Regions from separate parts of the Homo sapiens genome. Here region 2 is linked to region 1. Evidence: read pairs that join two places in POLR2A ChIA-PET (ENCODE). Cell type or tissue: OCI-LY7. All regions are shown on one strand.

Region 1 (2,500 bases):
CATGGTGGTGTGCACCTGTAATCCCATCTACTCAGGAGGCTGAAGCAGGAGGATTGACTGAGCCTAGGAGGTGGAGGTTGCTGTGAGCCGAGATCGTCATGCTGCACTGCAGCCTGAGCAACAGAGCAAGACCCTGTCTCAAAAAAAAAATATATATATATATACGTATATATATATATATATACGTATATATATACGTATATATATATATATATACGTATATATATACACATATACATAAAATTATCTAGGGTCAAGTAATCAAATGCAGTAGAGTGCTGAAAGTGATGCGTTGCGTTGCTAAGAATCAGTGAATTAAATTGGCATATAGAAACAAAATCTGGTAAGTTTCCTTTCTTATCTTTGAACAATACTTATAAAATTAAATTGTTTCTCCCCAAGACAGACATAGCAGGTAATGTGGCCAATTTCTCTCTCCTACATTCTTAATTCCCCATCCTCTCCTGTTTCCATCTGCTCATTCCCTATAATTTATATTTATATTTAGATCTCTTATTGTGTGGGTGTGAGTGGTAGAATTATGGAATCATAATTGTCTCAAGCTGCAACTTCTAGGAACAGAATTATTTAATATTTGGCTGTTTCTTAAAAGCTGATTTATTCAAATGAAATTGTTCTTTTGGAAACTTGCTAATCCTAAAAGGATCATCTTCCTGGAAATTTATTTTGCCATTTAACAAATTAGTGACAAAAAGAAAGCATTCCTAAAAGGACTCCTGTCTTCAGCCACAACAGCTCTTCCCGGGTCACCACGAGGCTGACTTCACTTAGTGGTAACAGAACAACCCCACTCGAGCAGCGTTCACAATTGTGGAAATCAAATAGTATTAATCATCGTGTTTTGCAGAAGTTTTAACATGCATGACAGATGATTATGGAGATAGCCACTGCTTACATCAATCTTTTTCTAAAACATATTAATCTGGAAAATAAAACTTTGCTGTCAAAACCAGATTTCATTGTATTTGATATTCATAAGATTCCTGCTCATAAATACATGATTGCCTTGTTTCCTAGCTGGAGGTGGGATCCACAGTCATGTCTATTTACCGTGAACAATGGGAGCTAGTACAGGCCTTAGCACTAAGGAGAGGACCCCAAAGGAAAAGGAGGATGCTGTGGACACAGGAGAGATGGAGGAGCACGTTCACTGTAGGACCTTGTGTGACAGCAAGAAATTAGAAGCAACCTAAATGGCCACAGAAAGGGGAACAGTTACATTTAAAAAGAGGAAGTGGGCTGGGCACGGTGGCTCATGCCTGAAATTCCAACACTTTGGGAGGCTGAGGTGGGTGGATCACCTGAGGTCAGGAGCTCGAGACCAGCCTGGCCTACATGGCGAAACCCTGTGTCTACAAAAATACAAAAGTTAGCTGGGTATGGTGGTGCGTGCCTATAATCCCAGCTACATGAGAGGCTGAGGCAGGAGAATCACTTGAACCCAGGGAGGCAGAGGTTGCAGAGAGCCAAGATAGCACCACTGCACTCCAGCCTGGGTGAGAGTGAGACTCCATCTCAAAAAAAGAAAAACAAAAAGAGGAAGTAGAGATACATGCACTGATACAAGAAACCTTCCAAGACATATTAAGTGGAAAAACATTTTGTAGAAATGCAGGATTATCTCACCGGTAAAAAAAAAAAAAAACCTAAACAACACAAAAACTAAATGTGAGCCATGTGCACAGGCATGGGCACACAGATAACATGTTGTACATGCACAGAACAAGGTCAGGAGAGGAGCAGTCACAGCCAACTGTGGCAGGAATTACATAGGGAAATGAGATTGGGTGGGGGTGTGTGTAGGAAGAAGAATCTTTGCCTTCAAACATGTATAAGTTGTCTGAATTTTTTACAAATAATCCTGAATAGTTTTTGTTTGTTTGTTTGTTTGAAACAGAGTCTCACTCTATTACCCAGGCTGAAGTGCAATGGCGCAATCTTGGCTCACTGCAACTTCTGCCTTCCTGGGTTCAAGCGATTCTCCTGGCTCAGTCTCCTAAGTAGCTGGGATTACAGGCATGCACCACCACGCCCGGCTGATTTTGTATTTTTAGTGGAGAGGGGTTTCACCATGTTGATCAGGCTGGTCTTGAACTCCTGACCTCAGGTGATCCACCCACCTTGGGCTCCCAAAGTGCTGGGATTACAGGTGTGAGCCACCGCGCCCGGCCAACACTGAATAGTTTTAACAAAAAGAAAAAATTGAGGCCGGGTACGGTAGCTCACACCTATAATCTCAACACTTTGGGAGGCCGAGGCGGGAGGATTGCTTGAGCTTAGGAGTTCAAGGCCAGCCTGAGAGACATAGTGAGACCCCATCTCTAAAAAAGATTTTTAAAATTAGCTGGGTGTGGTGATACACACCTGTAGTCCCAGATACTGGGGAGGCTGAGGTGGGAAGATCCATTGAACCCAGGAGACGGAGGTTGCAGTGAACCATGATCGCACCACTGCACTCCAGTCTGGGTGATAGAGTGAG
Region 2 (2,500 bases), 230 kb after region 1:
TAGTAAGCTGAACACCTAGGTACATACCACCCAGGTCATGAAATTAATCACTGCCAGAGCCCAGAATCCTGGAACATGCAGACTCTCAGCCTTGGCCTCCTTCTTTCCCCCAGACGTAACCACAGCCTTGCTTTTCTGGTAATTTAGTTGCTTTTCTTTGTAGTTTTACCACTTATATTTATTTTTCCTGGTTTGGATCTTTTATTTTTAAAGTTATGTATGAACATAATTATTTTTATTTATTTATTTATTTATTTTTTGAGATGGAGTCTTGCTCTGTTGCCTAGGCTGGAGTGCAATGGTGCCATCTCAGTTCACTGCAACCTCCACCTCCTGGGTTCAAGTGATTCTCCTGCCTCAGCCTCCTGAGTAGCTGGAATTACAAGCGCATGCCACCACGCCAATTTTTGTATTTTTAGTAGAGACAGGGTTTCACCATGTTGACCAGGCTGGTCTCGAACTCCTGACCTCAGATGATCTGCCCGCCTCAGCCTTCCAAAGTGCTGAGATTATAGGCGTGAGCCACAGCACCTGGCTGAACATAATTATTAATATAAATTATACACACACACACACACACACACACATATATATATACATGTCTATCTGTCTTCCTGTAGTTGGTATTATAGCTCCATATTAGACTCAGCCATTGTTACATGTGACTATAATTCATTCATTTCGCTGCTGTGACATTCTTTTTTTTTTTTTTTCTGTTGCCCTGTCTAGAGTGCCACGGCATAATCACAGCTCAGAGCAGCCTTGATCTCCCGAGCTCAAGCAATCCTTTCAATGCAGCCTCCTGAGGAGCTGAACTACAAGTGTGTGCCATCCTGCCTGGTTGATTTTGTTTTATTTTAGGAGGTGAGATATGGCTGGGCGCCATGGCTCTTGCCTGTAATCCCAGCACTTTGGGAGGCCAAGGCAGGCAAATCACTTGAGGTCACTTGAGTTTGACATCTGCCCAGCCAACATGGTGTAACTCCATCTCTACAAAAAATACAACAAAAAAATTAACCAGGCGTGGTGGCACGCGCTTGTGGTCCCAGCTACTTGGGAGGCTGAGGCAGCAGAATCACTTGAACCCACGAGGTGGAGGCTGCAGTGAGCCAAGATCAGACCACTGTACTCCAGCCTGGGTGACAGACCAAAACTCTGTCTCAAAAAAAAAAAAAAAAAAAGAAAGAAAGAAAAGAAAGAAAGACAGGGTCTTGCTCTGTTGCCCAGGCTGTAGTGCAGTGGCACCATCATGGCTCACTGCAGCCTTGGCCTCCTGGGTTCAAGCCATCCTCCCACCTCAGCCTCCCAAAGCACTGGGATGACAGGCGTGAGCCACAGAACCCAGCCATAGCGCCTAACATCTTGAGTGATGAATGAGATCCACATTATTTGTTACTGTCTCTAGATTAAGGAAAACCAGTTAATTATTTGATTTAGGAACTGGCATGATCCACCCCAAATAATTTACATGATAAGTGTGCCCTGGTGCATGCATCTTTGTCATCTCAGCCACTCTGGAGGCTGAGGCAGGAGGACAGCTTCAGCCCAGGAGTTTGAGGCCAGCCTGGACAACATAGCAAGAGCCTGTGTCTTAAAAACAACAACAACAACAAAAAAAACTAATATGGCGGGGTGCAGTGGCTCATGCCTGTAATCCCAGCACTTTGGGAGGCTGAGGCGGGAGGATCACCTGAGGTCAGGAGTTTGAGACCAGCCTGGCCAACATGGTAAAACCCCGTTTTTACTAAAAATACAAAAAAATTAGCCAGGCATAGTGGTGGGCTCCTGTAATCCCAGCTACTTGGGAGGTTGAGGCAGGAGAATCACTTGAACCCAGGAGGCGGAGGTTGCAGTGAGCGGAGATTGTGCCACTGCACTCTAGCCTGGGCAACAAGAGTGAAACTCCGTTTCAAAAAAAAAAAACAAAAACAAAACAAAAAACGAATATATCATGGCCGGACAGGACGGCTCATGCCTTTGGGAGGATGAAGCGGATGGATCACTTAAGGTCAGGAGTTCAAGACCAGCCTGGCCAACATGGTGAAACCCTGTCTCTACTAAAAATACAAAAATTAGCCGGGTGTGGTGGTGGGCGCCTGTAATCCCAGCTACTTGGGAAGCTAAGGCAGGAGAATTGCTTGAACCCAGGAGGCGGAGGTTGTAGTGAGCCGAGATCGTGCCACTGCACTGCAGCCTGGGCAACAGAGTGAGACTGAAAAAAAAAAAACGCCGGGCATGATGGCTCACACCTGTAATCTCAGTACTTTAGAAGGCTGAAGCGGGCAGATCACCTGAGGTCAGGAGTTCAAGAACAGCCTGGCCAACATAGTGAAACCTTGTCTCTACTAAAAATACAAAAAATTAACCAGGCGTGATGGTGGCGCCTGTAGTCCCAGCTACTTGGGAGGCTGAGGCAGGAGAATCGCTTGAACTCAGGAGGCAGAGGTTGCAGTGAGCCGAGATCGTGCCACTGCACTCCAGCCTGGGCAACAGAGCGAGA

What was found. Peaks named below come from ENCODE experiments on the same cell type or tissue, not always from the same donor. Only the 100,000 strongest peaks of a DNase experiment are listed, where the experiment ranks them.
Region 2: POLR2A ChIA-PET joins it to region 1 with 6 read pairs; 3 of 35 experiments call an interaction of 5 or more read pairs at or near these places.

The regions. Positions count from the first base shown.
Region 1 is chr12:121,926,355-121,928,854 of GRCh38, reverse strand. The region is part of intron 3 of CFAP251 (cilia and flagella associated protein 251); the gene reads right to left. Among named protein-coding and RNA genes, the nearest start is that of CFAP251, 9.0 kb to the right of the region's middle. RefSeq lists a silencer at 1,356-1,475. In OCI-LY7, no CTCF peak of the experiment used is centred here; DNase peaks (open chromatin) are centred at 1,224 and 1,524; H3K4me3 peaks cover 852 bases; H3K27ac peaks cover 1,656 bases.
Region 2 is chr12:121,691,707-121,694,206 of GRCh38, reverse strand. No RefSeq gene overlaps it. Among named protein-coding and RNA genes, the nearest start is that of TMEM120B, 20 kb to the left of the region's middle. In OCI-LY7, no CTCF peak of the experiment used is centred here; no DNase peak of the experiment used is centred here.